Regions from separate parts of the Homo sapiens genome. Here regions 2 and 3 are each linked to region 1. A link is a loop called in an ENCODE intact Hi-C map of the cell type or tissue named here. Cell type or tissue: PC-3. All regions are shown on one strand. Links, peaks and the distances in the headings refer to the core of each region. The heading gives the core; the rest is flanking DNA. Region 1 has its middle 27 kb from the start of RNU6-8. Region 2 has its middle 11 kb from the start of LINC02313. Region 3 has its middle 61 kb from the start of LINC02313.

Region 1 (10,891 bases), core at 1,966-9,965:
GTGATTTTGTTCTGCCTCTGCCCTGCATAGGCTGGTTTTAATCAAACGAAAGCCTAATCCTGTAGTGAATCTTATTAAGCCCTTTGCCCTTCCCCATTCCATCTGTTACATGTCTCAATTTCTGTCCCCCAAATGGAATAAGCTGTGTTTTTTTTCTCAGATTTTTTTTTTTCTTTTTGTGTTTGATGTCTTTCAGAGATAGGCCTGGAGTCAACAATTACAATCAAGCTGAATTGAGTCTGGCAGAGGATTTTCAGTATCCCAAGTTACTTTCAATGCTCCACTTGTCTTATCAGCAAAGCCTCTTATTTTCAAATCTAGTATACTGGGAAGCTCTGCAGTTGGTTTCACAGGCTTTCCTGCCAGGACCACAATTACTGTCTCCCCAGGGTTTAAATACTGACAGAGCCTTGGGGCATGCAGTTATGGTGCCATTTTCTTGGATCAATAGGTATATGTCCTTCCTAGCCCTGCTATAGAACTCAGGTAACTGCTGGCAGGTGGATCACAGTCTTGCCTTAGTGGGTCTTTCTTATCTTTTTGATCTATTGCCTAGTTTGTCTTACTAACCGTATCATTCACACACATCATAACCAACTTAATTTGAAAATAGGCCTCCAGGTCTCTGTCCAGGGAATAGCAAAAGAGTACAGACAAATCTTCCCCAAGGCACATATTTCTGTTTATTGTAGTTTCTCTTCTTGACAGGTAAGAAGAGATAAGGTTTTACTCTAGAGGAATGAAAAATACATAAAAGGTGTTGATGATATGGCAAGTTCCAAATTTGGTTCTCTTTCAGCAATCACAGCCCCTGACATCTGGACTCTCTTCCTCTCTTGTTTTCTATTGGTGTTAATGCCTGTTTCTTTCCTTTGTAAGGTTCCTTGAGGGGAGTGTTCTTGTGTCTCTGTCATCTTTAAAGCTCTTCCTCATGCTGGTGCTAAGTACATTGTTTTCCACAGATAAGATAATTGAATGTTTCTAAACTCAGTACATATCTTTGGTCTGTAAATCAGTAGTTCCTTTATTTGATGCTTCCTTATACTGAAAGACTCACTGAAAGGTTCTTAGATGGAATGCAGTATAACCACTTGAGTGTTAACCACTCAAATGTCCTTTGAGCAATAAGGCCTTGCCAGAAAGTCTGGAAAATATGAAAGTCACTCCATGTGCAGTTCTGTGGGGTTTTTCTGTTACCCTCGGAGCAGAATCTTCAGTCCTCTAAAGATGCAGGTAAAACATGGAATTGGTGCCACATCTAATCTTTTCACTGTCATGCTTACTGCTGTTGCTAATATATACACACAACCCCACTTTGCAATGGATGGTAGGAAAGGTATCTTAGACCCAGGAACACTCAGCCAAACTGGGGCCTGGGACCTGCCTTAACAGGAGCATCTGACAACCTGGGTTGTTGGCTCCCAAATCAAATTAGGCTAGTATGTGTCCCATCGTGAACTGGATGGGGATCAATCAGGACTAACAAAAAGCAAAGAAAATAAGACGTAGGACAATTTGCCACTTGATTCTACATTCTATTCCTAATAAGTTAGTGTTTCAACCCAGCTGTAGCTTGCTTTCTACCCTATTTGACACTTTCATATTGTTTCTCTCTATTAATAGTCATTGGGCTTCTTGTCAGCTTGGGATTATTATGTTTCATTACTGTTTCTGGATAAAACTCCGGTTGCTGGGAATTCTATTTGTGTTGTGTTTGAGAGCAATACAAATTTCTGCTTCACTGATGGAGATGGTGAGAGATGGGCCATTATGAACAAATGAAGATAGTGCAGCATTAGGGAACTTCAAATGAGTTTCCAAGTACATAAGATATATGCAAAAATGTATTATAGCCACTTTCTCTATTTGGAAAGTCAACTCCCTCTTTTTTAGGTCTGGGTGTTAAGAAACTTGAGATAGTATTTCATGTATTTATGTAGTGAAAGCCATGAATTTGGTGGGCAAAGAGGTGTCATAAAGGACCAAGTCTGCATGGACATGCAGTGTCCCTGCACAAAGCCCATCTCTAGTCACCCAAGTATGTGCCCCTTCCCTCAGTCAGTCAGGAGGAAGGGGAGACTTTTTGTTATTTGCCCAGAGTGGTTGCCTTTTTTCAACGGTAGTAATATTAAGCCTACCAAGAAGAAGGAAAACTACCACCAAGATCTTTGTCTCCATTATCAAGGCACATTCCCGAATCAGCAAAGACACAGAATACAGCCCTTTGATTCCAGATAGGTGGTCTTTGCCTAGCTCCATCATTTTGTTCTGTCATGAGGAGCAATTCAGGAATGCTGGCTATTAAATTTCTTCTGGATGGCTCTTGCCTCCACGCCCTTTTTGGGGCCTCATAATTTTACACTTAAAAATCCTGGCCAGACGCAGTGGCTCACACCTGTAATCCCAGAACTTTGGGAGGCCAAGGCGGGCAGATCACGAGGTCAGGAGTTCAAGACCAGCCTGACCAACATGCTGAAACCTCGTCACTATTAAAAACAACAAAAAAAAAATTAGCCAGGCATGGTGGCACGTGCCTGTAATCCCAGCTACTCAGGAGGCTGAGGCAGGAGAATCGCTTGAACCCGGGAGGCGGAGGTTGCAGTGAGCAGAAATCAAGCCACTGCACTCCAGCCTGGGTGACAGGGAGACCCCGTCTCAAAAAAAAAAAAAAATTCTTATTCAGCCCTGACTGATACCAAACAAAATATACCTACTAAATGCAGAGTTTCTAGTTCCTGAGAATCCCTGGTGATTGATGCCAATTGTAGTGCTTTCAGCAACAGCTGAGAAAGCCAACAGAAACCTAGAGAGTTTTTAATGTAAGCTTAAACAGCCAGGTGAGGCTATGTTGGAAGGCTCTCTTGAAGTATACAGATTGCGAGGAGATATGTGGGCTCTGGATTGACAGGGAAGTTTTATTCTGGTAAAACTGTATATAGGCTCAAGCCAGTTTAGTCAAGGACAGGTCGTTTCCTAGTGTAACTTGAACTTAGGTTTGAGGAAGGGAGCTAAATTTCAGGAACTTGAACTTTTAAACTCAAGTTTAAGAAAAGCAATGAGATTGCATACTCTTTAGACATGGACCTACTCATTAAGTTTCTTTGCAGCTACTAAGATAGTGTTTTACCCTTGGTGGACACTCAATAAATAATAAACTGGATTGAGTTTTCTGAAGGTAAGAAGCAAGTTGGTGGAGAGTTCTGATTCTGGTATCTTTCAGTCGCTTTCCTCTCTACAATTCTGTGATTCTAGCAAGGCCAGGAGGCAGCAGGTTTGAGAATAGGAAAGAGATTCAGTGTGGCTGAAACATGGAATGTGAAGGAATTCTGATGAGAGATGAGGCTGGAGAGGTATATGAAAGCCAACTTATTATTATTATTATTTGAGATGGAGTCTTACTCTGTTGCCCAGGCTGGAGTGCAGTGGCACAATCGTGGCTCACTGCAACCTCTACCTCCTGAGTTCAAGCAATTCTACTGCTTCAGCTTCCTGAGTAGCTGGGACCACAGGCGTGCACCACCATGCCCAGCTAATTTTTTTTTTTTTTTTTTTGAGATGGAGTCTCACTTTGTTGCCCAGGCTGGAGTGCAGTGGTGTGATCTTGGCTCAGTGCAACCTCCGCCTCCCGGGTTCAAGCGATTCTCCTGCATCAGCCTCCTGAGTGGCTGGGATTACAGACATATGCCACCATGCCCGGCTAATTTTTTTGTATTTTTAATAGAGATGGGGTTTCACCATGTTGGTCAGGCTGATCTTGAACTCCTGACCTTGTGATCTGCCTGCCTTGGCCTCCCAAAGTGCTGGGATTACAGGCGTGAGCCACCGTGCCTGGCTGCTAATTTTTTTTAATTTTTAGTAGAGATGGGGTTTCACCATGATGGCCAGGCTGGTCTCGAACTCCTGACCTCAAGCCATCCGCCCACCTCGGCCTCCCAAAGTGTTGGGATTACAGGCATGAGCAACCACACCCAGCCTGAAAGCCAACTTGTACAGGTCTCTTCAGTTGGTGAAGGCATTTGGGCTTCACCCTAAAACAGAGCGGAGTAACAGAAGGGTTTTTAGCAAGGGGTGTGACATGCTAAGATATATATGTTATAAAGATTACTGGGCTTAATGTAAAGAATGGATTGGAAGACAGGTAAGGGCGCTGTTATTGCAATTTGGGGAAATGAGGATTTTGGCCTGAACTAGGCTAGTGAGTGGAGAAAAGTAGATGGATTCAAGAGAGGGAATTGGCAGGATGTGAGGAAGTTTGGGTGAGGAGGAGCAAAGGGTGAAGCATGATTCCCAGGTCTTTGATTTGGGCAGTGATGGAGTGTGGTGCCATCAATAAGACAGGGACCATAGAAAGAAATGGGTGAGGAAAGGTGGTAGAGAAAACAGTGGGTTCAGTTTTCTACAGTTGGAGTTTGAGGAGCTTGTGGGACATCCTAGAGATGTGTAGGTGGCAGTTGGATGAATGGACCTGAAGTTCTGAAGAGAGCTATCAATTGAAGTACAAATTTGGGAGTTTATGATGTAGATATGGGAATAGATATGGGAGTAGATGCATTTTTTCAAGGAAATACCAACATTTATTGTCTTGGCAGAAAGGGAGGTACAAAATAAACCTAACTGTGAGTAGCCAGAGAGCTAGAAGGCAAACACAGAGAGGCATACTTGGGGAATAGAGAATTTAAAGACAGAGGGAAAGGTCCACCTTCCTCACCTTTGGGTCATCCAGTCTCTAGGTTCCTAAATAATTCAGTGTGCTTTTGGTCAGTAAGTCCTAGAATAGGGGGGGGAAAAAGCATATCAAACCACTGCTGTGTGAATGCTATAGCCCTAGGTCATTGGTCTGTTTTATTTAAACATATCTAGGTTCTGCTCCCTCTGAGGATTTTACCTAATGTTAAAGAGAATGAGAAGAAATACTCTTTATACATTATAAAACTATGCTAATAGTAACCAGCAGGGAAATTGACCTATAAATACTCTGAGCACATTAAGGTAAGCACATTTTTTTAAAGTTACGTCTTTTGGCTATGGTCTAATGTGATGATTAGTGAAAATGGAATTGAAGAGTGACAGGAAATATTAATGGCAGGCAGCACACAGTCGTTTGGCCTTAGAAAGAACAACGGACTTTATCTGTTCCCAGAGGGAAAATTTGATGAGTAATGACCTTGATACACATTTTAAACACTCTGACAATGAAGTAATAGGTGCTGCTTTTGCTCTTTGACCAGCAGATTCTCCTTTGCTGCAGTTAGGTGTACTACTTAAAGCTTGTTTAGAGGGCCACCTAAGGGTACAGGCAGAAGCATCACAACATCTATATTTCTGTTATAGGCAGTGATGAGTACTATGAGCCTCTTATAAGAGGCTGCAAGGGGTTGCTGTACCATCAGGCCTACTTTCCTTGGAGAGGGAATAAAGCAAGTCCAAGGTGCTCAAGAAGGTACACTTTCCCAAAACATCCCACTCCCCACGTTGCTGATTAAGATCTAATGATTCACATTTAGATGCCCTTCCACCCCCATCCCCATCCTGACAACACAAAATTTGAGTCAAGCCTCAACCTTGCTAAGTAAACAGATTTGTACTTGTTACTCTTAGCAGCACTGGAGTCTAAAGACAGACTATGTGGGAAGGCAGATTCTTAGTTACCTCCTCCCCAAGCTGTTGCAGGAATTTCAGATCCCTGCTTGCCAAAGCACTTTTATGGGGTTAAGAATTTTTTTGTGTGTGTTGGGGATAGGGGAATGTACAGCCTTGAGTGACTCATGCCCTTCTCTGGGCCTCAGTTTTTCCCTGTTAGGAGGGAAAGGAGCTGTATTAGGGGATCCTTGAGTTTCCCTAAGCCTGGCCTGTATCCCCTCACCAACTGGATCCACGAGCCAGAGCCTGCTTTAGCCAGGCCCATTCTCTGGTTGGCTTGGCTGGCTTTAGAGGGCTGCAAATAGGCAAATCACTATTTGTCAGTCTGTAGAGAGGAAGCTTATTTGCAGTGGGAACACCGTAGGAGGAGATTTCTAAGTTGAAAATGCAGGTACTCCTCCTCTGGGGAATGGAAGAAAGACAAAGAGCCCATTAAGGGTTCTAGAAATCAGAATGGTTAGATTCTTCCTGGCCCTGTCAACGTTTGCCTATTACCCTGGCCTCATCGGTTGGCATTTGCTTGTGTGAAAAGGTTCCAGGTTTAGAGAAAGGGTGTCGGAGGCAGACAAACCTAGCTCTGTCACTTGGTTGTTGTGTGATCATGTATGAATTGCTGGAATTTCTGCACCTCATTTTCTTTTTTAAGGATGTTTCATAGGCCTGCAGGAGGACTAAATGAGATACATAATACATGTGAAACAGGAATGCAGAGCCTGGCATGGGAAGGGGTTACCTCCTTCCTCCTGCAGTCCTTCTCTTCACTTTCATCTTTGCTCACATGTTATTCTCCCTACTGGAAACTCACCTTCAGTGCTCTGTGAGGCCCTCCTGTCTGTGCCAGTGCTCAAGTCCTCCTGGTACCCTAGCATGCATTGCCTCACCTCACATTTTAGTAACAGCCTTCTTATATTCTTTCACTGGTTTTGCCCATCTAGATTACTGCTCTCTGAGGGAGGTATCCTGTCAAATACTGGTAATCTTTCTTCAATTCCTGGTAAGGTGTTAGGTACATAGTAGGGGCCTAAGCAATATTTGAATGAATGATTATAGAAAGAACCAGTTACAGAGAGCAAGAGGGGGCAGTATGGGCAGTGGGTAAGGCCTGTATGGATGCTAAAACCAGCCTGCCTGGGTTTGAATTCTGGTGCTGCCAGTTTTTAGCTTTGCAACTTTAAAAGAGTTGCTGAACTTTACCCCTCAGTTTTCTCATCTGTATAGTGGCAGTGGTAAAAATAGTACCTTTCTCCTAGGGTTATTGTGAAGATTGAGTAAGTTAGTATTTACAGTGTTTAGACCAGTGCCTGGCACTTAATGCTATATAAGAACCCACCATTATTATTTTAAAGATCAGACACGCTTGAGTTGAAAGCCTGCTCTACTACTTACTAATGATGTGACTGCAGGCAGAAATTATTCAACTTCTCTGTGCTTCAACTTCCTTCTCTGTAAAATAGGGATAACCTATCAACGTAAATAGTGATAAATAGAGATAAACTATCAACATAACATGTACTTGATAACTGGTGGCTATTAGAAGCCTGCTTCAGTCTCCTAGAAACAAGAGTTCAATCATGACTGCATGAAGAATCATTGCAGTAGCCCAGGCCCTGTTTAGGAAACTGAAAACCTGGAGCTTACCCTGACTGGGAAGGAGTGAGAAGACCTGAATTAGGAGTTGTGGATGTATTGAAGGAAGGGATAGGGAAGTTACTTTGTGCTGGTTGCTAAGCTGTATCACCAAAATCCTGACCAAATTAAGTCAGTAAAAATATATTTGGAAGGAGCTGGAGACTTTTGCCCATGTGAAATTCCAACACAGGCTCATACCTGCCACCTTTCTGCATATCTCTTATTGTATGAGGTGTTTCTCATGTTTTGTCCTTATGTAGCCAGCTGTGTTACTGTCATGGTGATGCTCCTGGTGTGTGAGAGTGGAAGTATGCCATCCCATCTTCTGCAGGCCAAGTCGGTCTGTTACTCTCATTCTCAGAGAAGGTGAGATTTGCCAGTGCAGAGCTTACATATCTGGAGGTGCCACTTGCCCTCTTCTTCTGAAGCTGCTTTGAGACTCAGAGAATCCTGATTCTAGGGTTCAGTCTATTGATTCTCACTTCTGAAATCTGATTTGATCTTAAGTGATGTTTTAGATTCTAGGGGGATCTAACTTCTGCCAGCAGTGAGGGGCTGACTTCTCTCCACTGTTGAGGACAGAGGCAATCTGAGGGTTATGGTCTCAGTAAGGAACCCCACTTAGTCCATGGGCTTTTCAGGGAGATGTAGGAAGGGAAGAGTAAGCAAAGGAGAGGCAGGCAAGCCTTGGTACTAATAGCTTCTTTCTCAGGCGCTTTGCTATCATCTGGATGTGTGCTTAGACTTTTCATGGTCCAAGCTTCTCATATCCCTTTCTTCTCTCTGTCCCTCTACTACTTCTTTGTTTGTCTGTCCCTCTGCTGCTGCTTTGTTTGAATTTAATGGTAAATTCTGCAATGCAATAAATTCTTGGGTAAGGTGATGTAATATATTTCTACCTCAAAATTATAGATTTGCTGCATGCTTGCTGTATAATCTCATGATAATCAAAATCTTGTGGCTTCATTGTCAGCAATGCCAACAATTGGTTTCAAATATCAAGATAACAGTAACCACTTCCTTGTTTCCATTACTTCAGAGTTCTTTATGATTATAGTTTTATCTTAACTATATTCAGTCAGGAGAATTGACCTTTGATTAACGTCATTTTGCAGAATAAAATTCAGATATGGGGAAGTGAAGAGAAGGCAGTTAATTATGTTCAGATGATGGGCCTAAATTCAGTTCTCATTCTATATCAGTTTGATGGTACTGAACCTGGATGTACACGTGAGGAGTTTGAAAAAAATACCAATACCTGTGTCCTGCGTCAAGCCAATTAAAAATCATGATCTATTGGGGTGGTGTCAGGGCCAGGGTATTTTAATCTTTTCATTTGAGTCTGATGGGCAAACAGGGTTAAGAATCACTGCTGAATTTACCAAGAAGGCAGGACTTTTAATTTTCACTGTTTGAATGAGGAAATTATATGAATAAAAACCAATTTTCAAAAAGTAGCCGATAATATTAAAACATGTTTTCTGCCATTATTTTTCAAACCAATCAGCATTTTGCAAATGAAGGTTTCTAGACAGCATTAGTTACAAGGCTTTGTGTTTTTCTTTTTCTTTTTTTTTTTTTTTGAGACAGAGTCTTGCTGTGTCACCCAGGCTGGAGTGCAGTGGTGCAATCTTGGCTCACTACAACCTCCGCCTCCCGGGGTCACACCATTCTTCTGCCTCAGCCTCCTGAGTAGCTGGGACTACAGATGCCCACCACCATGCCCAGCTAATTTTTTGTATTTTTAGTGGAGATGGCATTTCACCGTGTTAGCCAGGATGGTCTCGATCTCCTGACCTCATGATCCGCCCGCCTTGACCTCCCAAAGTGCTGGGATTACAGAGCTACTGCACCCAGCCTGTGTTTTTAAAGAGTAAAACTTCAGGGTACTAATATTAGCAGTGGCGAATATGTACAGGTCTGCATCAACTGGATTCTTGCCTCCTTGGAGTAAAGAAGTTGTCCAAGCGGCATAAGGCAGAGTGAGAAACCAAGGCAAGTTTTTGAGCAGGAGTGAGAGTTTATTAAAAAGTTTTAGAGTAGGAATGAAAGGAATAAAGTATACTTGGAAGAGGGCCAAGTGGGCAACTTGAAAGATCCAAGTGCCCAGTTTGACCTTTTTTTTAAAAAAATTTTATTATTATTATACTTTAAGTTTTAGGGTACATGTGCACAACGTGCAGGTTTGTTACATATGTATACATGTGCCATGTTGGTGTGCTGCACCCATTAACTCGTCATTTAGCATTAGGTATATCTCCTAATGCTATCCCTCCCCCATCCCCCGACCCCACAACAGTCCCTGGTGTGTGATGTTCCCCTTCCTGTGTCCACGTGTTCTCATCGTTCAATTCCCACCTATGAGTGAGAACATGTGGTGTTTGGTTTTTTGTCCTTGTGACAGTTTGCTGAGAATGATGGTTTCCAGTTTCATTGATGTCCCTACAAAGGACATGAACTCATCATTTTTTATGGCTGCATAGTATTCCATGGTGTATATGTGCCACATTTTCTTAATCCAGTCTATTGTTGTTGGACATTTAGGTTGGTTCCAAGTCTTTGCTATTGTGAATAGTGCCGCTATAAACATATGTGTGCATGTGTCTTTATAGCAGCATGATTTACAATCCTTTGGGTATATACCCAGTAATGGGATGGCTGGGTCAAATGGTATTTCTAGTTCTAGATCCCTGAGGAATCGCCACACTGACTTCCACAATGGTTGAACCAGTTTACAGTCCCACCAACAGTGTAAAAGTGTTCCTATTTCTCCACATCCTCTCCAGCACCTGTTGTTTCCTGACTTTTAATGATCGCCATTCTAACTGGTGTGAGATGGTATCTCACTGTGGTTTTGATTTGCATTTCTCTGATGGCCAGTGATGATGAGCATTTTTTCATGTGTTTTTTGGCTGCATAAATGTCTTCTTTTGAGCAGTGTCTGTTCATGTCCTTTGCCCACTTTTTGATGGGGTTGTTTGTTTTTTTCTTGTAAATGTGTCTGAGTTCATTATAGATTCTGGATATTAGCCTTTTGTCAGATGAGTAGGTTGCAAAAGTTTTCTCCCATTCTGTAGGTTGCCTGTTCACTCTGATGGCAGTTCCTTTTGCTGTGCAGAAGCTCTTTAGTTTAATTAGATCCCATTTGTCAATTTTGTCTTTTGTTGCCATTGCTTTTGGTGTTTTAGACATGAAGTCCTTGCCCATGCCTATGTCCTGAATGGTATTGCCTAGGTTTTCTTCTAGGGTTTTTATGGTTTTAGGTCTAACATTTAAGTCTTTAATCCATCTTGAATTAATTTTTGTATAAGGTGTAAGGAAGGGATCCAGTTTCAGCTTTCTGCATATGGCTAGCCAGTTTTCCCAGCACCATTTATTAAATAGGGAATCCTTTCCCCATTTCTTGTTTTTGTCAGGTTTGTCAAAGATCAGATAGTTGTAGATATGTGGCATTATTTCTGAGGGCTCTGTTCTGTTCCATTGATCTATATCTCTGTTTTGGTACCAGTGCCATGCTGTTTTGATTACTGTAGCCTTGTAGTATAGTTTGAAGTCAGGTAGCATGATGCCTCCAGCTTTGTTCTCTTGGCTTAGGATTGACTTGGCAATGCAGGCTCTTTTT
Region 2 (10,891 bases), core at 2,013-10,012, 300 kb before region 1:
CAGTCTAGTAATATTAAATATATTCATAATGTTCTGCAATCATTACCACCATCCATCTCCGTAACTCTTTTCATCTTGTAACATGGAAACTCTATACCTCTTAAACAATAACTCCCATTTCTACCTCCTCCCAGCCACTGGGAATCACCATTCTACTTTCTGTCTTTATGATTTTTTATACTCTAAATGCCTTATATACATGGAAAATATAGTCTTTTTGTGACTGGCTCATTTCACTTAGCATAATGTCTTCCAAGTTTATCTATTTTGTAGCATATGTCAGAATTTCCCTCCTCTTTGAGGTTGAATAGTATTCCTTTGTATGTGGTGTGTGTGTGTGTGTGTGTATATATATATATATATATATATATGCCATATTTTGTTTATCCATTTATTCATCCATGTACTATTGTGTTGCTTTCACATTCATAGGGTTTTGTGATGATGAATGAGCTAAGGGAGGTAGAATTTGGCATATAGTAAGCACCAAATAAATACTAGCTGCTATTATTATTATTAATCCTGATTTTTAGAAAGTCCTTAACATTAAGCTTATTTCAGTTTTATTAAGTTATATACAACTGATATAACCCATGATATAACCCACTTTAATGACCTGGGGAGTACAAATAATAGATATATCTTTTATTCCCCTATTAGTTGCCAGAACATCTTCCTGATAATACTAATAGGAAGCCCAGTATCTCTCTCTTAAGGCCCTATCGCCTCTCACCTCTTCTAAACATCCAAGATTGCCAAGAACACTCTGGTCTTCATTCATTCCAAAAGGGCTAAGTCCCAGTTCTAAAAGCAAGCGGAGAAAAAACTGAGCAGTCCAAGTGGTCTGCCAATATTGCTGCTTCTTCCTGTGGGGTAATATTGAAAACTGGCTCTACACAGGCCAGCAGCCACTTCCCCACTGCTGCAGGGATTCTCTCACTGACTTAGGTCTTCTTCATGGACCTAGGACTTGGACTTCAAGATTACAGCTCTTTTAGTTCATAGTGCTCAGTCATTGTTCTCAAATCACACCCACAACCAGAAGAGTTTCTAGTCTCAGCCATGGGATACATGGGACCAGCCTTCTCACACCTCTGTACCCTTAATCCTGCTGGTAACACTGGATCATCAGTCTAGACTGTCCCTTTTCTCATGGTGAGTTTCCCCTTTGGAATTTTTGATGTCCTTTTCTCCTCCAGGCTTCTTGTGGGGTCTATCCTAACCCATCAGGAAGGTTCTAATAATGTCTCCTGCTAGGAGGCTCCTTGACCTCCCTGCAATTGTTCAGCCTTTCATCAGAGACCAGCTCTGCATAACAGGGGTATTGGAGGGGCAGGCTTTGTCAGGCCACATATAACTTCTACTAGACTGTCCTCTCCAGGGCAACAGAGTGTTAAATATCTCACAGCATCATGAGTAAGAGTGGCCCCTTAATGACTCTTTGCCAAATGGGGAAGATCGGTGTCCACTTAGACAGAAAAGTAACTGTCATTACCCAGCTATTTAATTTCAGGTTGCTTCCTACCAGATACCCTGTTACACTTCTGTTCACTGGGTCTGGTTCTACTTTTTTTTCAGACATGGGGTCTTGCTGTGTTGCCCAGGCTAGAGTACAGTGGTGAGAGCATAGCTCACTGCAGCCTCTAATTCCTGGGCTCAGGTGATCCTCCTGCCTCTGCCTTCCAAGTAGCTAGGGCTTGGAAGGTGCAGGCCACAATGTTGGAAGGTGCATGCCATGATGTCTGGCTAATTTAATTTTTTTTCTTTTTAAGAGAAGAGGTCTCTCTGTGTTGCCCAGGCTGGTCTCAAACTCCTGGCCTCAAGTGATTCTCTCACCTTGACCTCCCAAATTGTTGGGATTACAGGCATGAACCAACTCACCCAGCCTGGTTCTACTTCCTGATGTCAGTAGGAACCTCTTCCCTATGACAAAACTTCACCAAATGAATCCCCAGAGGCCTCAGCTTATTTTGTTCTCCACTGGCTCCCCAGCTTACTCACTGGGTAATCTTAGTCACATTTTTAACAATCACAGTTAATGTTTATTGACCTTACTATTTGCCCAGTACTGTGCTAAGTGCTGTAATATATTAACAAATTTAGTCTTTAAACAACCCCATCTACAAAAAGGTCACCTTTTTGTAGATGAGGTAACTGAGACTTAGGAATAAGGCTTAGTAGTAAGGCTAAGGTCACATATCTGTTAGAATTTGAGCACAGCCTCTTGGGCTCCAGAGCCCACAGCGATGCAATACTGTATCCCTAACTCAAATTTATAGAACAGAGATGCTTATCTCAGAGTGTTGTGGTGAGGATTGGATGCAATAAAGTGTGAAAAGTGATTCGCACTGGCTCTTTAAGTGTTCAAAAAATGTTCATTTGCCACCCTTTTCCTTCCATTCAAGTGAGCATCTCATATCTTAAATACTGCACATTTTTTAAGTGCCTGACACAGAGTGGGTGCTCATTGGGTAGTAACTACCCCCATTATTACAGTGCATGCTTTGAAGTCCCCTCCCAGTCCTGACTGTTCTCTTCTAGTTCAGTTGGATTCTTCCTTTCTTTTTTTTTTTTTTTTTTTTTTTGAGACGGAGTCTCGCTCTGTGGCCCAGGCTGGAGTGCTGTGGCTCGATATCGGCTCACTGCAAGCTCCGCCTCCTGGGTTCATGCCATTCTCCTGCCTCAGCCTCTGGAGTAGCTGGGACTGCAGAAGCCCACCACTATGCCCGGCTAATTTTTTGTATTTTTTAGTAGAGACAGGGTTTCACCGTGTTAGCCAGGATGGTCTCGATCTCCTGGCCTCGTGATCCACCCGCCTCGGCCTCCCAAAGTGCTGGGATTACAGGCGTGAGCCACCGCACCCGGCCTCTTTCTTTCTTTCTTTCTTTCTTTCCTTCTTTCTTTCTTTCTTTCTTTCTTTCTTTCTTTCTTTCTTTCTTTCTTTCTTTCTTTCTTTCTTTTCTTTCCTTCCTTCCTTCCTTCCTTCCTTCCTTCCTTCCTTCCTTCCTTCCTCTCTCTCTCTCTCTTTCTTTCTTTCTCTCTTTCTTTCTTTCTTTCTTTCTTTCTTTCTTTCTTTCTTTCTTTCAGGTTCTCACTCTGTCACCTAGGCTGGAGGGCAGTGGTGCAATGATGGCTCACTAAGGTCTCAAACTCCTGGGCTCAAAGAATCCTCCCACCTCAGCCTCTAAAGTAGCCACCATGCCCAGCTATTTTTTTTTTTTTTTATTCTTTGTAGAAACAGGGTCTCACTATGTTGGCCAAGCTGGTCCTGAACTCCTGGCCTCAAGTGATCCTTCTGCCTCAGCATCCCAAAATGCTGGGATCTAAGATCCAATCTAAGATCCAGCTGAGGCACAAGCCACCACACCCAGCCTCAATTGGATCTTAGATTTTGGTGCCCAGAAGTGTACATGCTACACCAGGGGTGGGCTTGAATAAAGCAGAGTGGAAGGGGACAATCACCTGCCTCCCCAGAGTGCACGATGTCCTATTACTAGTATGTTTAATAATACTAATATTAGTATAATAGTATACTAATATTATTAGTATATCTTAGGAGACATTACTATTTCTGCTAGTCATTTACACTGTCAGTATTGAAATTATGGTCAGTCAGATCCTTGACATCTCTTTACTTAGGCTGTTGCTCGTCCACACCTCACTTGGCCTGCCTTTCATTTTTCCTTTTAGAAAAAAAAGAGATACCTTTTCCAAAAATATCTTCTTTTTTTCTGATTAAATACTACAAGTTTGTTGTGGAAACTTTGAAAATGCAGAAACGTACAAAGAAGGAAATCAAAGTTACCATGAACAGCATGATCCAGAGATAACCTCTGTTAATATCTGCATATGTATATTTCCAATATGTGTATGTGCTTCTTTTTTATAAAATTAGGATCATGCTGTTTGCCATTCAAAATATATCCTGAGTCTGACACTTTTCACCATTTTTTCCCAACATAAGTCACCTCTATCTTTTTCTTAAACTACTGTAAAACTACTAAACTACTATCCCCTAAAATTGGTTTCCCTGCTTCCATTCTTACTCCCCTACACTCTGTTCTCCAAAAAATAACCATTGTGATCCTTTAAAATCCTGACTCTCTCCTGCTCAGAGTCATCCAGTGGCTTCCCATATCACGTAAAATGAAACCCCAATCGCTCCTTACTCTGGCCTGCAGGGGCCTGTGTGATGGGCCTTCTCCAGCTTCGTTCTTCCTTTCCTTCTGTTCTCCCCTCTGCTTACCTACTCCATCTCCAGGGCTTCTTTCCAGCTCAAGCCCTTTCCTGTTGAGAGCATTTGCTTTCCCCAGCGCTACGAGGCTCAGTCCATTTCAGCCCCTGATCCCATACCCTCTCTCAGGGACCACCTTGCCCAAACAGTACCTCTGCCTCCATCATTCTCCTTTCCCTTTCCCTGATTCATTTTCCTTATTAGAGTAATTAGTCTTCTGTAACATGACTGTATTTTTATTTATGTACATATTTATTTGCTTGTTTATTTGTACCCTGTGATCTACGTCTTCCCATTCTCCCACCCCTGGCCACTGGTAATGACTGTTCTACTCTCTGCTTCTATGTATTTGATTTTTTTTTTTTTTTTTTTTTTTTTTAGACGGAGTCGCATTCTGTCTCCTAGGCTGGAGTGCAGCGGCACGATCTTGGCTCACTGCAACCTCCGCCTCCTGGGTTCAAGCGATTCTCCTGCCTCAGCGTCCCAAGTAGGTGGGACTACAGACACCCACCACCAAGCCCGGGTAATTTTTGTATTTTTAGTAGAGACAGGGTTTCACCATATTGGCCAGGCTGGTCTTGAACTCCTGACCTTGTGATCCGCCCGCCTTGGCCTCTCAAAGTGCTAGGATTACAGGCGTGAGCCAGCACGCCCAGTGTATTTGATTTTTTTAAGATTCCACATATAAGTGAGATAATATAATATTTTCTCTATGTCTGGCTTATTTCACTTAGCATAATGTCCTTTTTATGTTGTCACAAATGGCCGGATCTCCTTTTTTAAGGGTGACTAATATCCCATTGTGTATATATATCTATAGATATATATAGATATCTATAGATATCTATAGATACATATACACACACAACACAATTTCTGTTTTCATCCATTTGTTGAAGGACAACTTTAGTTGTTCCATATCTTGGCTATTGTGAATAATGCAGTGAACATAAGAGCACAGTTATCTTTACGAGGCGGTGATTTCATTTCCTTTGGGTATATACCCAGAAGAGGATGCCAGGTCATATTACAGTTCTATTTTTAGTTTATTTAGGAACCTCCCTACTGTTTTCCACAATGGCTGCACCAATCTACATTCCCACCGCATTGCAAAGGGGTTCCTTTTCTCCATCCCCTTGTCAACACTGATCTCTTGTCTTTTTATAATAGCCAACCTAACAGGTGTGAGATGATATCTCATTGTGATTTTGATTTGCATTTCCATGATGATTGGTGATGTTGAGTACCTTTTCATATAACTGTTGGTTATGAAAGTATAAAAAGTAATTTTTATACTTTCTTTGGAGAAATGTCTATTCAGGTCCTTTGCCTATATTTTAATCTGGTTATTCATATTTTTGCTTTTGAGTTGTGTGTGTTCCTTATATGTTTTAGATATTAGCCCCTTATCAAATATATGGTTTGCAAATATTATCTCCCAACCTGTAGGCTGCCTTTTCATTTCGATTGTTTCCTTTGCTGTGCAGAAGCTTTTTAATTTGATGTAGTCCCACTTGTTTATTTTTGCTTTTGTTGCCTGCCACATGATTTTAATGGCTGTAATAGTCTATCATATGTATGTACTATAAGTCTCCTATTGTTAGACTTTTAGGTTGTTTTCCTTCTGGGGTAGTGTAAGTTATAGTCAATATCTTATTTTTACAGCTTTCATCTTGTGAGATTCCATCACTTCCTGACACAAAGTGATCCCATTTATAATGGGATCCCATTTATAATGATAATTTCTATAATCAGGTACTATTCTAAATGCTTTACGTACTAATTTAATCTACCTCATATAGTAAGGTATATACAATCATTATCTCCACTTTCCAGATAGGGAAATTGAGTCCGATAGTGTAAGTAACTTCTTTAACATCACACAATTAGTAAGTGGTAGAGCTGGGATTCCAACAGGTCTCTACTTCCGCAGCCTGAGCTCTCAACCCCTCCTCCACCTCACCAGCTGCCTCCTGATCTTTCTCCCAGCAGATGTCAGCAAACTTCCTTTGTCTTGCAGATCATTACTGTTTTTGTATAGAGAGGCACTGAAGACCAAGTCATGTGCCAATTCACATCTTTGTACAGAATAATATTATCCTGTTCTCCAGTCCTTTTAGCGGATTATAGCTGAGCTCCTCTGAATATTCCTTACTGTATTATCATGGAGCTTGTATTTCTCTACCTTGTCCACAAAGAAAGTGTGCTGACTTGTTTGTCACCATTTTCTAACTAGACAATGGAACAGTTACTACCTGAGGAACCCTGTCAGAGAGGAGATGAGGTTAGTCTGACCAGCATTCATCTTCCTGGGTCAACACAAGGTGTCTAAGCTGCGTTAGAATTTTGCTAAAAGTCCCTGTTAATAAAACGGAGACATTTGCCCCTCTGCAAGTTTCTGCAAGTTCTACCATGCTTCATAAAGTCTCATATATTATAATATTTCCATTTTTTTCAGATGTCAGATATTGTAAATGAATTCCTGTTATTTTAGGGTCCTAGAGCTGCTTATTTTACTGTTCCTGTTGCAGTGAGTATTGGGGTGCCTGTATAGACGGTGCTGAGATGTAATTCATCTGAGGCTGGAGACTTAAATGCAGCAGCCAGGTGCTCTCCTCCTACTTCCTCACTATCACAGACTTTAATTTCCTCTTGGCCATATTTTTGTTCTTCTTTCTGGCTCGAAGGTCATTCCTGATAAAGAAGATGGAAGCAAACTAGGAGTTGAGTAATTCTGTTTTCACTGTATCATCTCTAAATTAACTGTGTCATCTGCCCCCAGCAGGAGGCCAAACTCTTCTCTTGTTCTTTTTCTTGTTCTGAACCCACCCCAGTGGCTCCTGGTGTATTTTATGTGTGCATTCTCCTGTGCCCCAGCCTTCTACTTCCGTGACTTGATTCTTTCTTTTGATGCCACTCCTTTGTATCTGCTGTTGGCTGCAAATTCCTCCTTCCTGCCTTTGTGAGTGTCCTTGTAAAATATAAGCTCATTGGAGACAGTAATTTTTTTGGATAGTTCCCTCTCTTCCTCCTCTCCAGAGTAGAGTCAGAATTAAATTAGGTGGAGCCTCCAGTCTTTCTAGAACCAAGTTCTACATGATTAGAGTCTCTGACCATGGAATCAAAGAGCATTTAGCCTTGTGCCTTACATATAGGAAGTCTGCAATAATGGTAACAATAATAACAACAATAATAACCTTTACTGAGTGTTCACCATAATAGTAAACCATACTAGGGGCTTTATATATGTGATCTCATTTAATTCTCAATGTTGACATATAAGGTAGGTCTTATTATTCACGATTACAGATGAGGATATTGAGATACAGAGAGGTGACATTTGCACAGCCGTAAGGACAGCGCCAAGAGCCTGACTCAGGTCTGTCCAGATTCCTGAGCGTGTACTTTAACCTCCACATTCTGCTGCCCTCTGAGATTTAATCCACTGAATCACCTTCTTTTCTCTGGACTTGTAGAGTTCTTCATTCTTGCAGTCTCAGGAACATAGACGGCTTGCATTCACTTCCTTGGCTCTTGAGAATCACATAGTGACAAGGTCCTTTTCTGTCTAAGTGCCAGTCGATTCCATTGTGTTATCCACCTAGTTCACCTTTAATGGCCAAAATTAGATCCAAGCAGTAGCTCCCTCACAACATCCTTGTCCCTCTGTGACATGAAGTTGTCAGTAGAGCAAGGCCTGAGTGAATTGGATGCTCTGCTTCTGACAGAGTGGGGCTCCTAACAGACCTCTGGATTGTTCTTCCATCATCCCTCAGCCTGCAGAGAACAGAGCCTGATGGTGGGAGTGACAGGTACACCTAATGGGTGGGCCCAAGGGCAACCAGCCTCTCCTTGCCCCCTCCCCACTGAGCTTTCTGTGCTCTGGGAATATTATGCTGGCTTGAAGGTTTTTCTTCAACTATGATTTACATGCCACCTATTCTCAAAAAGAATGTGAAGTAATTTACAATAAAACATGTCTAAAACAAGACAATTAAAACATATTTTTAAAAGAGAGGCAGATGGAGAGAGGTCAGAAATCACTTGGTTTGAATCCCTGACAAGAAGTTATAGCACATGAATGCATTTTGATCAATTCTCGATACAAATGTCTGGGTGTGTAGGAATGGGGAAAAAACTCTGCGGAGTGGGGAACCTTGAACCTCATGGGCCCCATCCTCCACCTGGAGCCAAAATCAAGTGACATCATGCCTAGCAATGCCTGTGAAAATATTAATTCAGGCCGGGCGCGGTGGCTCACGCCTGTAATCCCAGCACTTTGGGAGGCCGAGGCGGGCGGATCACGAGGTCAGGAGATCGAGACCATCCCGGCTAAAACGGTGAAACCCCGTCTCTACTAAAAGTACAAAAAATTAGCCGGGCGTAGTGGCGGGCGCCTGTAGTCCCAGCTACTTGGGAGGCTGAGGCAGGAGAATGGCGTGAACCCGGGAGGCGGAGCTTGCAGTGAGCCGAGATCCCGCCACTGCACTCCTGCCTGGGCGACAGAGCGAGACTCCGTCTCAAAAAAAAAAAAAAAGAAAATATTAATTCATACTATCTGTCTCAGGAAGCCTCGGGGAAGGCAGCAGAGGAACCGCTGCATGTGTGAACTCTAAGTTTAGTGTAGCCAGTTTGCCCAAGGGTCAGAGCCAAGATAATTCATCACTGTCACAGACAAAAGGCCTCCATAAATTTGTCTTTAAATTTTAATACCTAAATCACATATTATACAGACAGAACTCACACAACCCATCTATTGCTCTGTTATAATTTTTAAGGACAAAAATGGTATAAATCATAACAGGACTTTTAAAATTATCACAGTTGTTTCAAGAGATGCTATGCTATAGCTTTTCTGTTAGACAAGATTCCAGTAGGAAATGGATGACTGAAGAATGAATGAATGAATGAATGAATGAGTGAGTGCCTACATGGTCCCATGACACCAGTGAATCAGTTTCATACTAGCTGTGACAAACAGTTCATTCAGTAGAGCTGAGCATGACTTCTGGCGGCACTTCCTGTCATGATGTAGGCTGATACTGTGGGAGCTCTGAGTCAGAACTGCAGCCAGCAACATGACTCAGGGCATTGAGGTCAGGGCAGGGGAGCTCAGGCACTCCTCTGACCCTTGTCTAGGTGTGCACCTACAACTCCCTTGATAGGTTTACATATGACCAACTTCATTTGATAGACAGAAAAATAGAGAAGGAACGTTGGTGATGGAGGGTTGGCTTATGACTTTCTATATCATTAGAGATGTAACAAACACTCGCAGTGACCAGATGAATCAGAAGGAAGATTTCTTGAGGTCCCTGGTAGGCATATTTCCTCTTACCTTCAATTCTATGGGGCATTTCTGTAGTTTGTTGAATGGAATCAAAGTGTTAAGGCAACCTAGAAACTAAGTACTAGCCAGGTTCAGTTAGAGGCAATCAAACAATGAAATATCAGGCAACAGATTTAACTAAAACTGTTCTCTTAATCCTTTTTTTTTTTTTTTTTTTTTTTTTTGGAGACAGAGTCTTGCTGTGTCACCCAGGCTGGAGTGCAGTGGTGTGATCTCAGCTCACTGTAACCTCCACCTCCCGGGTGCAAGCAATTCTCCTACCTCAGCCTCCTGAGTAGCTGGGACTACAGGCTCCCGCCACCATGCCCAGCTAATTTTTTGTATCTTTAGTAGAGATGGGGTTTCATCGTGTTAGCCAGAATGGTCTTGATCTCCTGACCTAGTGATCCACCTGCCTCAGCCTCCCAAAGTGCTGGGATTACAGGCGTGAGCCACCATGCCCGGCCTCCTTTCTGTTTTCTTAATGTGAAGGTTTTTAAGTATGTAGGTATTCATGGGAGAAGTAGTAGTTATTTGTTGTAGGCAAATACTGGTGTTCTCTCAGCTATAGGAAGTCATTAAAGATGGGAATGATTAGGATAGGGAAATGGCATTCGTAAGTCTGGGTGTGGCTATTTTTTTTGTTAGCTTGATAGAATTTGATAGGCAATGATTTTTAAACTTTCTTGTAAGGCTGGATTAAAATATATAATTTAAAATCTTTGGGGTGATATTATAGTAAAACCCAGTCTCCACAAGTGATTGTGTGAATTTACTCAATGCATCAAGTATTTGTTGATCACCTGATTGTTAACCATCCATCCATCCATTAATCTATCCATCTATTCATCCATCCATCCATCCATCCACCATTTATGCATACACTACTTACTCAGCATATGTTATGGGCTGAATTGTCCCGCCTATCACCCCAAATTCATATGTTGAAGTCCTAACCCTCAGTACCTCAGAATGTGACTATATTTGGAGATATGTCTATAAAGACGTAATTAAAGTGAGGGTGGGCCCTAATCCAATTTTACTAGTATCCTTATAAGAAGGGGAAATTTGGACAGGTGTGTATAGAGAGGAGACTACGAGAAGACACAGACAGAAGATGGCCTTTTACAAGCCAAGGAGAGAGGCCTTAGAAGAAACTAACCCTGCTGACACCTTGATCTCAGGCTTCTAGCCTCCAAACTTGTAAGAAAATAAATCTCCGTTGTTTAAACCACTCAGTCTGCAGTATTTGGTTATGGTAGCCCTAGCAAACTAATGTACTTCCAATATACCAGTGCACTATGCTGGATATGATATGCTAGATAATA
Region 3 (10,891 bases), core at 954-8,953, 230 kb before region 1:
CATTCCCATCAACATCATACCAAAAATCTTTTCCTTCACATCGTCGGTAGCATTTGTTATTTTCTGTCTTTTTGATAATAGTCATTTTAACTGGAGTGAGATGATATCACGTTGTGGTTTTGATTTGCATTTCCCAGATGATTAATGATGTTGAGCAGTTTTTCATATACCTGTTGGCCATTTGTATGTCCTCTTTTGAGAAATGCAGACAACTTCTTAATATTTGAAGTGATTGTTTCTCTTTACTTTGGGGAGTCCAGGTTTTTCTAGAACCACATTTCCAATGATAGTCTGTTTCTTGTACCTTCCTTCACACCATGAATTAACCACCTTTCCAATTTTCAAGAAAGTTTGTCATTTCTAGAAAGTTATTGAGTAGCACAGCAGTAGAGAACAACAGAGCCACATTAAGATGAGGTTCAAAATGAAAAATTTGTCTCTATCGTAGAACTCACAAGTAGCAGAAATTGTAAAGTATGCCACTGTTAAATCCTCAAATGCCAGAGGTCTCCTCTCCCTATTTATTTTCCATAATATTGTCCTAAGAAAAATCTTTGGAGAATTTGGAGAAAAGCCTGAAATAATTTTTAAGAACCTTAACTTTAAACTGTCTCTTGGTATTCAAGTTTCCCATAAGTTCAAATTTAATCAAATTCATTTTTAAAGGTTTCAATAAAGAGATATGATAAAGGACACCTATTATCATAGTCAATGGTGGAGAGAGAGTTACTGTTTTAATCACAGTAATCCATGATAGTGATTGAGGTGATTGGAGATGGAAAAGCACGTTTCCTCAGTGATCTGAAAGATTTTTTTATTGAACAAAACTCATTTGAAGTTTTAGATATTGTCATAACTTCTCATCATATTTGTTTACACCAATTAATTATTAATTTGGATTCAAGATAAGCCCTTTTCAAAAGCCATTCTAACCTATATTAAACTGGGTCTTACGAAAGACAATAATAGATTTCATAAGTGACAATCCTGGGCCTAAATGTCTCAGAGATTTTGGGAATAATTGCACAGATTTCTCACCTTGTTGTTTTTCTCTTCCTAGTGCAACCTTTCGTTTTTCATAAGAGTGAAAATTATTGAAGACATTATAAATAACAATGGGAGAGGAGGATAATGAGAAGGGTTGAAAGAAAAAAACAAGTTTCTCTCTCTTTTTTTTTTTTTTTTTTTTTTGAATTTTAAGTTCCAGGATACATGTGCAGGATGTGCAGGTTTGTTACATAGTTAAACGTGTGCCATGGTGGTTTGCCGCACAGATCAACCTGTCACCTAGTATTAAGCCCAGCATGCGTTAGCTTAGCTATTTTTCCTGATGCTCTCCCTCCCTCTGACCACCCCTCAAAGAAAAAACAAGTCTTGAGCAATACCAGACACCAATGAAGTAGGTCGTTCCTTACCATGATTAGATGCCAGTGGGATCAAATGAAACCTATCCCTCACGTGCAGGGTGTAATCCATGCAAACCAAACGTTCCTGGAACTGGGGGAGAAGGGAAAGGAGGAGGTGGTATCTCTGGCTCTTGGTTCCTGCTTCAAGCAAAATAGTTTATGGATCATCTAACCATCATGTGTACAGGCCTTTCTCATCGGGTGTTTCCCACACATGAAACTCAGCACCTCTCACTGCTTGCCACTAAGCAAATAAAGCAATGGAAAGCCCTCACTTGAGACATTTGCCTGTATGGCAGACTTTATATAAATATGGGAAAATGGAGGTATTTTATGCCCCCTGAAACATAAACAACTTAAAACTGATTTCAGTACATACCTGAGTTTAAATATCCATTCCTGCCTTCTTAAGTGTTGTTTAGCCTTCTCACTCTTCCTTTTATCTTCTCTCATAAGGACCAGTTTCCTTCCATTTTCTTTTTTCTTTTCTTTTCTTTTTTCTTTTTTTTTTTTTTTGAGATGGAGTCTCACTCTGTCGCCCAGACTGCAGTGCAGTGGCACGATCTCGACTCACTGCAACCTCCTCCTCCCGGGTTCAAGCGATTCCCTTGCCTCAGCCTCCCAAGTACCTGGGACTACAGGCACCCACTATCACACCCGGCTAATTTTTGTATTTTTATTAGAGACGGGGTTTCACCATGTTGGCCAGGCTGATCTTGAACTCCTGACCTCAAGTGAGGCCTCCCAAAATGCTGGGATTACAAGCGTGAGCCATCACATCCAGCCCCTTCCGTTTTCTTATGCGTAACCATTTAGCTTTTCCTTTGTTCTGCTGTCTCCTTCCAGATGCTGTATTTGGTCTATCCAAATGGACCATTGATATGTTTTTTATGCATTCATTTCTTTCAACAAGTATTTATTGAGCACCTACTATGCGCCAGTGCTGACCTAGGCACTGGGTATTCAAAGAGGTCCCTACCTTTATGGAACTTAGCAGTTAGTTCTCTTCACCAAAGGAGTTCTAGTAGCAAGAGTTATTATAGTAATTCTTCTTAAACCTCGCTACGTTATAAATTGGCATCGGAACTTCCTAATTCATCACGGCATCTAATATTCTGTTATCGTCACAATTTTTAAATGTGTTAAGCCCTCATGGGAATATGGCAGTGGGCTATTCATGTCCCAAGTAAGTTTCTTTACTTTAAAACCAACAATGGGAGAACCAGATCCAGAATAGATATTTAAGGTGCTAAACCCAGAGATTATTGCAAACCCTCCTTGAAGACCGGGTCGCAGGCATAGCTGACCTCAAGGCCATGATGATGAAGGAGAAGGTAAAAGAGCCCAGTCATCACTGCTTAGCCTCCTTCTTTGGAAAAAAAATATATATAAAGGAAGTACCCACCATGTTCCTAGGAGTATAGGTCAGAATAAACAGTGCATTGTGGAGGCATGAAAACAGCATTCTTTAAACATGTTTAGGCTTTAAATTAGAGATTCCCAAGACACACAAGAGTGGAACAAGTGTGAGGGCCAGAAGTTTGAATTAGCTCAATGGGAGCCCTTTCTCTTCTCTTACAAGTACCATGCAGGTGCAACTGAAAGGGATTCAATTGGTGACAGCTAGCGACATGCAAAATTAGAGTCTAAGCCAGGAGGCTCTGGTACTTGGGACTGGAAAAGAAGGTCAGCAGTCAATGGGCAGATTGTGCTGGCTTCTTATCAGGGCTCACAAGCTAAATAGTGCAGGACTTGTCCAATATGCAGATGGGGTAAGAGCAGATTCTTGTTTTCTACTAATGGCCTCATAACTACTGTCAAGTGAGAAGCAATAGCAACAGACAGACAGTGGGGATCTATTTAGAGCAGGAAGAGTGGAATGGCTCATTTTGGCCCAATGTCATGCGACTAGCTCTTCAGCCGCATGCATGGGTCAGGCCTGTCCACCAGAAGCCCAGCTGCTGAGCAGCCTCAGAACACTTACATGGCAGGGAGTCTTTGTTACATGGAGCAGGATATGCTTCTCAGGTGTTTCTGCCCAAGTACCCCACCTGCAGGAGCAAGGAAATGTAACTCCCTGGAAGCCTGGCACTTAGCAGAAGAGTTACTTCAGCGGGAAAATCTGGGTGCACTCTCCCCCTCCGCCATTTTCTTTTGAGACAGAGTCTTGCCCTGTCACCCAGATTGGAGTACAGTGGCACGATCTCAGCTCACTGCAACCTCCGCCTCCCAGGTTCAAGCAATTCTCCTGTCTCAGCTTCCTGAGTAGCTGGGACTACAGGTGTGCACCACCATGCCCAGATAATTTTTATATTTTTAGTAGAGATGGAGTTTCACCATATTGGTCAGGTTGGTCTGGAACTCCTGACCTCAGGTGATCCACCTGCCTCAGCCTCCCAAAGTGCTGGGATTACAGGCGTGAGCCACCATGCCTGGCCCACTCTCCCCTTTTGTGTTAAAAATACATTAGCATGCTATACTTTACTTCATAATATATTGTTTTTAAATAGAAAATTATTCAAATCAGCAATTAAGTCACTTGATATGTCTCAACCCCCAGATCTTTGAGATAAAAGTTGTATTGCAGGAAAATGGGCTTGTTTGTCCCTTGGCTACCAGTACCTGACACATGACTATGTATTGTCAAGGGGGCAGTACTGTGCTTTGGTTTGAGAAACAGCCTCATGGAAACGAGTAGTGATTCCAACAGAAATGTGGTCTTGTGTCTGTGGGGAGAAGGATGCAATCGTCTAATGAGTCATCACTTTATTGCTGCCACCACCACTGCTCCTCCTTTCCATCCTGTGCGCTCATATTGGTATCATTTGAATGGCAGTACCTGCCAATTCTCAGTCATTTATGTACGATAAACAACCATGTGTCTACCCCCTTAATAGATTGAAAAGCTGTGCATTATTGAAACCCACTTGTCTCAGTTTTTCCCAGGCAGAATCGACACAGCCTCTGTCCTCTCTGGATAGAACTATGCAGAACGTTCTGAGACAGAGAAGGTCAAAAGCATTTGGTCACCAACTTCTTCCTTTTTCATTTTGGAGTGGAAATAATGAGCATAAAAGAAGACGGGGAGTTTCCATCTTTCCTTAAGTAGGATAAAAACTGAGAAAAAATTAAAGTAATTCAAGCAAGAAGCTAATCCCTTCTCAACTTCGTAATATGACCAGCTTGGTTCAGGTAATCCATGTGAGATAGACCTGGGAGACTCCACTTGTTTCTAAAAAGCCATGTCTTCAAAGTAAAACAGAATCTAGAGACATATATCAGGTGAAATTCTAGTCTGTTTCCTACATTAACCTAGATGACTCAGACACAGGTGAGATTTTGCCCAAATGGCCCAGATTACCCAATTTCCCATGTCAACGGAGATGACCAAAGACAGCTTGCCCCAAATGAAGAATGTGAATGCAACTGTTTGAAACATACCATGGCCAGAAGAATAATTGGCCAGTTCCTTGAAAAACTTAATTATGAATGTGCTTCCCATTCCATTGCTTTTCTCCTCTCTAGTTGGAAATGTCACTTGAACCACCTGGCAAATTCTAGGAGGCATTCCACCACAAGGCTGAGGATACATTTTCCTGCGGGGATGTCCCGGGAAAGGGAGAACACTTGAGAGGAAATCATAACACCCGCCAAAGCTGAAGACAAATGGCTATGATTTAACCTAGAGGTTCGCCTACAGGCTTGTAGGCGATTCCTACAGGCTTGATTCCTGGAAGCCTTGCTCTTTTAAACGAAGCAAGAGACCCCATGGCTCAGAAGGGATTGCCTCAGTCTGAAATGCTCACCAGCAGGGGTAAGGGCTAGCAGGTGAAAACACTGTCGGGCACGCTGGCTTGCCAAAATCCATAGAAAATGAAAACTCAGCAATCAAACTTGAAATCACTTCTGAAATTCCGGCCGTAAAATCAAGAAGAGAGTTCACATGCCATGTTTTGGAAGTTGTCAATTGGACACTATATTATCAGGAATTTGAAGCATAAAGGAGGCTTCCAGCCCATGCAGCCTGTTAAGGACTAAGTGGGCAGAGCTAACACTTCACTGGGTAAGTAGATCCTACTTACCCAAAAGGTAGCTGGGCAGGTATCAAATTTCCTTTTTTTTTTTTCTTTAATCTTTTTCCTTGCCAAAGTACCAAAGCTGATTCTATCAACCTAACTTGACATCGTACCCAGGGAAAGCCCATACTGGAAACCCAGGGCCGCAGATCAAGATTGTGAGGGGTGCATTCTGAGAGCAGAACTGTTCTGAGTGTGTGTTTAAATGGTGTGCCAGTCTAACAGGCCAGTGAGGAGAAACTAGTCATGGAGTCTTAGAAACCATTGACTGCCTGGACCGAGGAGAGTGACCTGGATGCCTGCTCCCACTTCTTCCATAGCTCCAGTTTATATCCTCTTACTTGGGGCTTGGGCAATATTGCTGATGGAAAAGCCCACCTTTATGCCCTCCCACCTTTCTTTCCCCATGTCTAGCAGCCTGGGCACCTGGGAGCACCTCCTCCCTCCGCCCACCCCCTTCCAGAGGGAGTGATCTAATCAGCAAATTCCCATTGGCTTGTTAATGATTCACGGTGTGGTTTGTTCCAGAAGATGGAAGGCAAAGAATCTCTAATGACGGCATTTCACAGGTGCTGCTGAGCCTGGGAAGCAGTGTTGGTTGGGGATAGGGCCTTTTCATCTCCCCGCAGTCTCTACCACCTTCTCTGACTAGGAGACGATGTGCTCACACTCCCACACTCAGCTTCACACTTTCTGTTGTGACGTGGGTTTGGGCATCTGCTTCCCTGACCCAGAGGAAGCCAGTCTTGCCTGGTGGGTTTCTGTCTAGTATGAGGGAGGAGGAATGGAGTGCCTTTTCTGCAGGCACCTGCACATCTTGGGAGCTTAGAGAGTCTGTGCAAAGGTAAACAGTTACATAAGGAAAGAAAGACTTACTTTAGTCCTGGGTCTTGTGTGGGCCCTGCGGTAGCACGTGGAATATTAAAAAATAATGTGGGGATTACCACCATCTCTTCCGTATTTGTTCTTCTGAGTCATGCTCTAGTTTAAGCAGCAAGAAAGACGATGACCTTTCTCTTCAGTTTACCTTAAAGAGCAGCTGGTGCTTAATGGAAAATTTTGAGAAAGTTGTCGTTATGAACCAATTCAATGGCTGGAGCATTTCCTGCAAAGGCTCTTATCTGGAGAAAGAGGATTTCAGGGTGAGAAAGCTGGCATGACGGGAGGATGAGTCGGGAGGTGGAGGGAAGAGTTAGAATGGCCAAGAGAGCGGGAACAAGCTGCCTGTTGTGGCTGTGGCTCTCAGATTTTCCTTGAGATTTTTTTCTGGACTTTTAACTTGAAGACATGCCCATTTTGAAAGAATTTTTCTTTCTGAAGGATATTTTGGGCTGTAGGCAGGGCAAGAAAGTTCAAGCCCAGACACTGGGGGTTTCTTCTGGCTGTGCTGATAACCTGCTAGGGAAAGGAACAGTTCTATTTTCTTCCCTCGTGTGGAGGTGATAATTCCTGCCTGGATCAGTCTTATAAAAATGTTTGGAAGACTATGTGGTTAATGTTTGGGTGCTAATCTATACCAAATGCTTAAGAAATATGCAGTTAATTCTTAATCTGAAAATTTCTTTGTTGTGATTCTCTTCTCCATGGCAGGTCCGTAATACTGAGTATTAGGATTTGTTAGAAAAAGGCAGCAGGAACAGGTCTCATTATCTATTTAGTTATTTTTCAAAGCTTTCCTTGGGGGAGAAGGCTAATGAATGAGTAAAGACTGTGAAGGAATATACTGTACAGAAGATAGACACTAATTAATCTCCTCCTCTGATGAGGCTGGAGAGAAAAAAAGAAACTTATATTAAAGCAAGAGAGATATAGGTTAGACATAATGAAGAACTTGCCTATTATGAGCATTTTAAGTTGCTGCGCAGGGCAGGCAAAACCATAATTCTGATGGTGGCCAGTATACAAAGCAATGATACCAGCCAAATTTCACAGAAGGAAAGAGTCTATATTATCTGAATAAGTTAGGTCTGCTTTCTGGCATAAGCAGACTTTATTTCCCCACAACCAGCGCTCTAACCTGTGGGTGTGGCAATTATTTTAGAGTCTCTCTCTAGAAAAGTCCCTTTTGGAAACTAGGGCCTTTCTCATCACTGTGTAAGTGAACTCCCTGACAGTTCTAGGAAGACTACAGATTTTTTAAGCTGAGACCGTTTTTTTTCTCTCTCTCTTTCTTTCTTTTAACCTTTTTATTTAGTCTGTTAAACCACCAGAGACACAGATTCCTCCCAAGGGGCTATTTCTGCTTTTCATTTATTGAGACTACCAGGTCATATCACTTGTTTTTGATGAACTCAGAGCTATTTAAAGCTGCTCTTAGGCCTTTAACTGCTTTACTAGATGCCTGCTCTCCCAAGTCACCCTCCTCTTTTCAGTCTGCCCACCCCACTGCCCTTCTTTCCTCTTATATTCTCTCCTGTCCCTCCTGACTGTCTGCAACCCCTTTTATTTTTCCCTGTCCCTTATCTTCTCCTAATAGCTCTCTTTTCTTTCTTTCTCTCTCTCTCTCTCTCTCTCTTTTTTTTGAGACAGGATCTCGCTTTGTCATCCAGGCCGGAATACAGTGGCATGATCATGGCTCACTGCAGCCTCCAACTCCTGGGCTCAAGTGATCCTCCTACCTCAGTCTCCTGAGTAGCTAGGACTATAAGCACACACCACCACACCAGCTAATTTTTAAATTTATTTTTATTTTTATAGAGACAGGGTTTCACTATGTTGCCCAGGCTGGCCTCGAACTCGTGGCCTCAAGCAGTCCTCCTGCCTCAGCCTCCCAAAGTGCTGGTATTACAAGCATAAGCCAATATGCCCAGTCTCTCTCTCTTTCTTTCTTTTCTTTTCTTTCCTTCCTTCCTCCCTCCCTCCCTCCTTTCCTCCCTCTCTCTCTTTCTTTCTCTCTTCCTTCCTTTCTCTCTTTCTCTCTTCCTTCCTCCCTCCCTTCCCCTTCCTTACTTCTTCTCTTTCCTTCCCTTCCATTCCATTCCCTTCCCTTCCTCCCTACCTCCTTCCCTCTCTCCCTCCATCCCTTTCTCCCTCCATTCCTTTTTTCCTTTCTTTCTCTCTGTCTCTTTCTCTCTGTCTCTTTCTCTCTCCCTTTCTTTCTTTCTTTTTCCCTTATGAATCATGTTCTCTGCACCTTCCAGAGCCGTGGTTGGAAAAATTAGATTGCTTCTTGGAATCTACAGTAGAATGTCTGGTTGAAAATCACTTCTGGAAAAGCCAGGATAGCCAGAACAGGCCTTCAGATTTGTTTATTCATTCAACAAATATTTATTGAGCAGCTATTTATGTGCAGACCTCTGAGATTAAAGTTATTGGCAACCTATAAGCCAGAAGAGAGATAGTTTTACCCATTTGACATATAGGCTTAATTGAAGATTAAGGGTTGTCCTAAACAACCTTGTTTTATTCCCTGGCCCTATGTTCATAATCACTAATTATTGCTACAAAACAAAGTGCCCCCAGAGAACTTTTACAAATATTTTAAACATCCTAATGGTCATACTGGTTTGCCTTGGATGTCACTAGATTGTGAATGGTAATTAGTTTTCTTTTTCCAGCTGAGGGCCCCTTAGGCATTGCCATGTCTGGCCCTTTCAAATTCTTTCTGAGCAATTGGTTTCTAGATAATTGTAATCAGTCGTTTCCTATGGGCAAACCCTTCTCAATAATGAGCTCATCATCCCATCAGGTGAAAATGCAGCAGCACAATTAATATTTTGGGGATGAAAACAAATTACTGTTTGCTGAATAATGAGCCCTGAGTCCTGTTTTAGAGCTGAATATGCAGTGCAAGACCAAAATTTAATTCTTTTCATGAGAACTGACAGACTTTACTTCAAACCAACTACACTTCATTAAAACTGTGATAACAGTCTGCAAAGCAGCATAGAAATATTGCAGCTGTGGGCTCTCAGAGAGAAGGAAAGAATCCTTATATTGTTCAAATATGACACAATGCGTTTGTAATGGAGTCACTCCATCCCAGATATATTCGGATTCAATGCACTGATTCTCCTCCCCTGCCACTCGGGTTCACTTAATGGTGAAAGGGAGGCAGCAGCCAAAGCAGCCAATTCTCTTACTTGCTTTAGACTGTACAGAAACTGAGCCACCCGAGTTGGGGGTGCCAGGGTGCAGAAGGATAAGAAGGGTAAATCCCACTGAAGAAGAGTCTGGTACGAGGACCAACAGCAATTTGGGCAGGTCACGTCCAGCCAAGATGTGGAGGAGGAAAATGTGGGTGGAGACTCAATGGGCTTCGTGGAGGTAGAGGTGATGACCACCCTTTGTGACTGCATGAGTCACTCTGCCTTTGGATGAGGGATTTGGGGCCCGAGGCCACTCAGAGAACATCTCCAGGAAGCCTTTTCTAACTCCCCGGACTGTGAGATGGCCTCTCTGTGCTCCCAAGGTGCCTTGAACACACTCCTCTACAGTTCTTACCACCTGCTGAAATTGTCTGCTTTTTCACAGTGGTTGGCACCATGGTCTTTGGAGAAAGGCAGTATGGCTTTGTCACTAATTAGCTGTGTGACCTTAGGCAAGTCACATAACCTCTCTGAGCCTCAGCTTCCTTACAAATAATATTTAATAGGGTAGATGTGGGAATTAAAATGAGTTAGTAAAAGGCCTGGCATATACTAATCGTTATTACCATCATCATTAGTGATATCATCTTTTCTACTCCATCATAAGTTTCTCAAATGCAGGGTTCACATTATTTATCTTCATCTACTAAGAGTTCAGCACACAGATGCTCTCAATAAAGGTCTATTCAACAGATTTCACATCAGCAGCTGCTAGATCATAGTAAGAGGACAGATGTGCCTTTCTTGGGAAGATGATTGCCCTGGAGGAAGCTAACAGTCAACAGTGACTCAGAGATAGTCACCTCCTCCCCTGTGTGTTCACAGTGGTCAGTGAGAAGTGATAGCAATGACCTTTCCTGTGAGAGGTTAGAATAGGAAAGATTTCTTGATAAGAAGATGGTATGACAAATTCAAAGAATCTTTCACCAGAAACAAGCTCTGAGCCAGTGTGACTATTCAGGCCTGTCTCCCAGGAAAAGCTTCCTGATAGAGCCCGGCATTATGTGTGTAGAAAACGTAGCTGTGGGTTAACTTTTTACCCCTCTCCATCTGCACTGCCTTTAGTGGGCTTCCAGTGGTGGGGGTTGGGGGCGTTCTCTGGTTAGCTTGGCTGCCCACACTGTGCCTATGTGTGCTATGCACTCACACGGGCCTCAGTCCTAATGAGAGTTATTGGAAGCCGAAGGCGCTTCTGAGGGAGGATTTCTCTGTACAAACAGCCACATTTGCTCGTATCTGAGATATACAGGTGTGGTCAGGTCTAAGGGGAAGAACATGGATAATTTTCCAGCTCCTTTTTAGACCTTTGAAGGCAGGAAAT

The links. Peaks named below come from ENCODE experiments on the same cell type or tissue, not always from the same donor. Only the 100,000 strongest peaks of a DNase experiment are listed, where the experiment ranks them.
Region 2: it touches region 1 in a loop (5-fold over the local background); 13 of 110 quality-filtered maps call a loop at or near these places.
Region 3: it touches region 1 in a loop (3-fold over the local background); 2 of 110 quality-filtered maps call a loop at or near these places.

What each region holds. Positions count from the first base shown.
Region 1 is chr14:32,225,197-32,236,087 of GRCh38, forward strand. No RefSeq gene overlaps it. Among named protein-coding and RNA genes, the nearest start is that of RNU6-8, 27 kb to the left of the region's middle. In PC-3, for the core only: a CTCF peak has its summit at 5,290; DNase peaks (open chromatin) are centred at 5,125 and 5,625; H3K4me3 peaks cover 1,128 bases; H3K27ac peaks cover 2,544 bases.
Region 2 is chr14:31,928,647-31,939,537 of GRCh38, forward strand. No RefSeq gene overlaps it. Among named protein-coding and RNA genes, the nearest start is that of LINC02313, 11 kb to the right of the region's middle. RefSeq lists enhancers at 5,899-6,555, 6,057-6,351. In PC-3, for the core only: a CTCF peak has its summit at 6,230 (motif pointing right); DNase peaks (open chromatin) are centred at 5,215, 6,225 and 9,265; H3K27ac peaks cover 1,833 bases.
Region 3 is chr14:32,000,376-32,011,266 of GRCh38, forward strand. No RefSeq gene overlaps it. Among named protein-coding and RNA genes, the nearest start is that of LINC02313, 61 kb to the left of the region's middle. In PC-3, for the core only: a CTCF peak has its summit at 4,052; DNase peaks (open chromatin) are centred at 4,126 and 6,536; H3K27ac peaks cover 2,072 bases.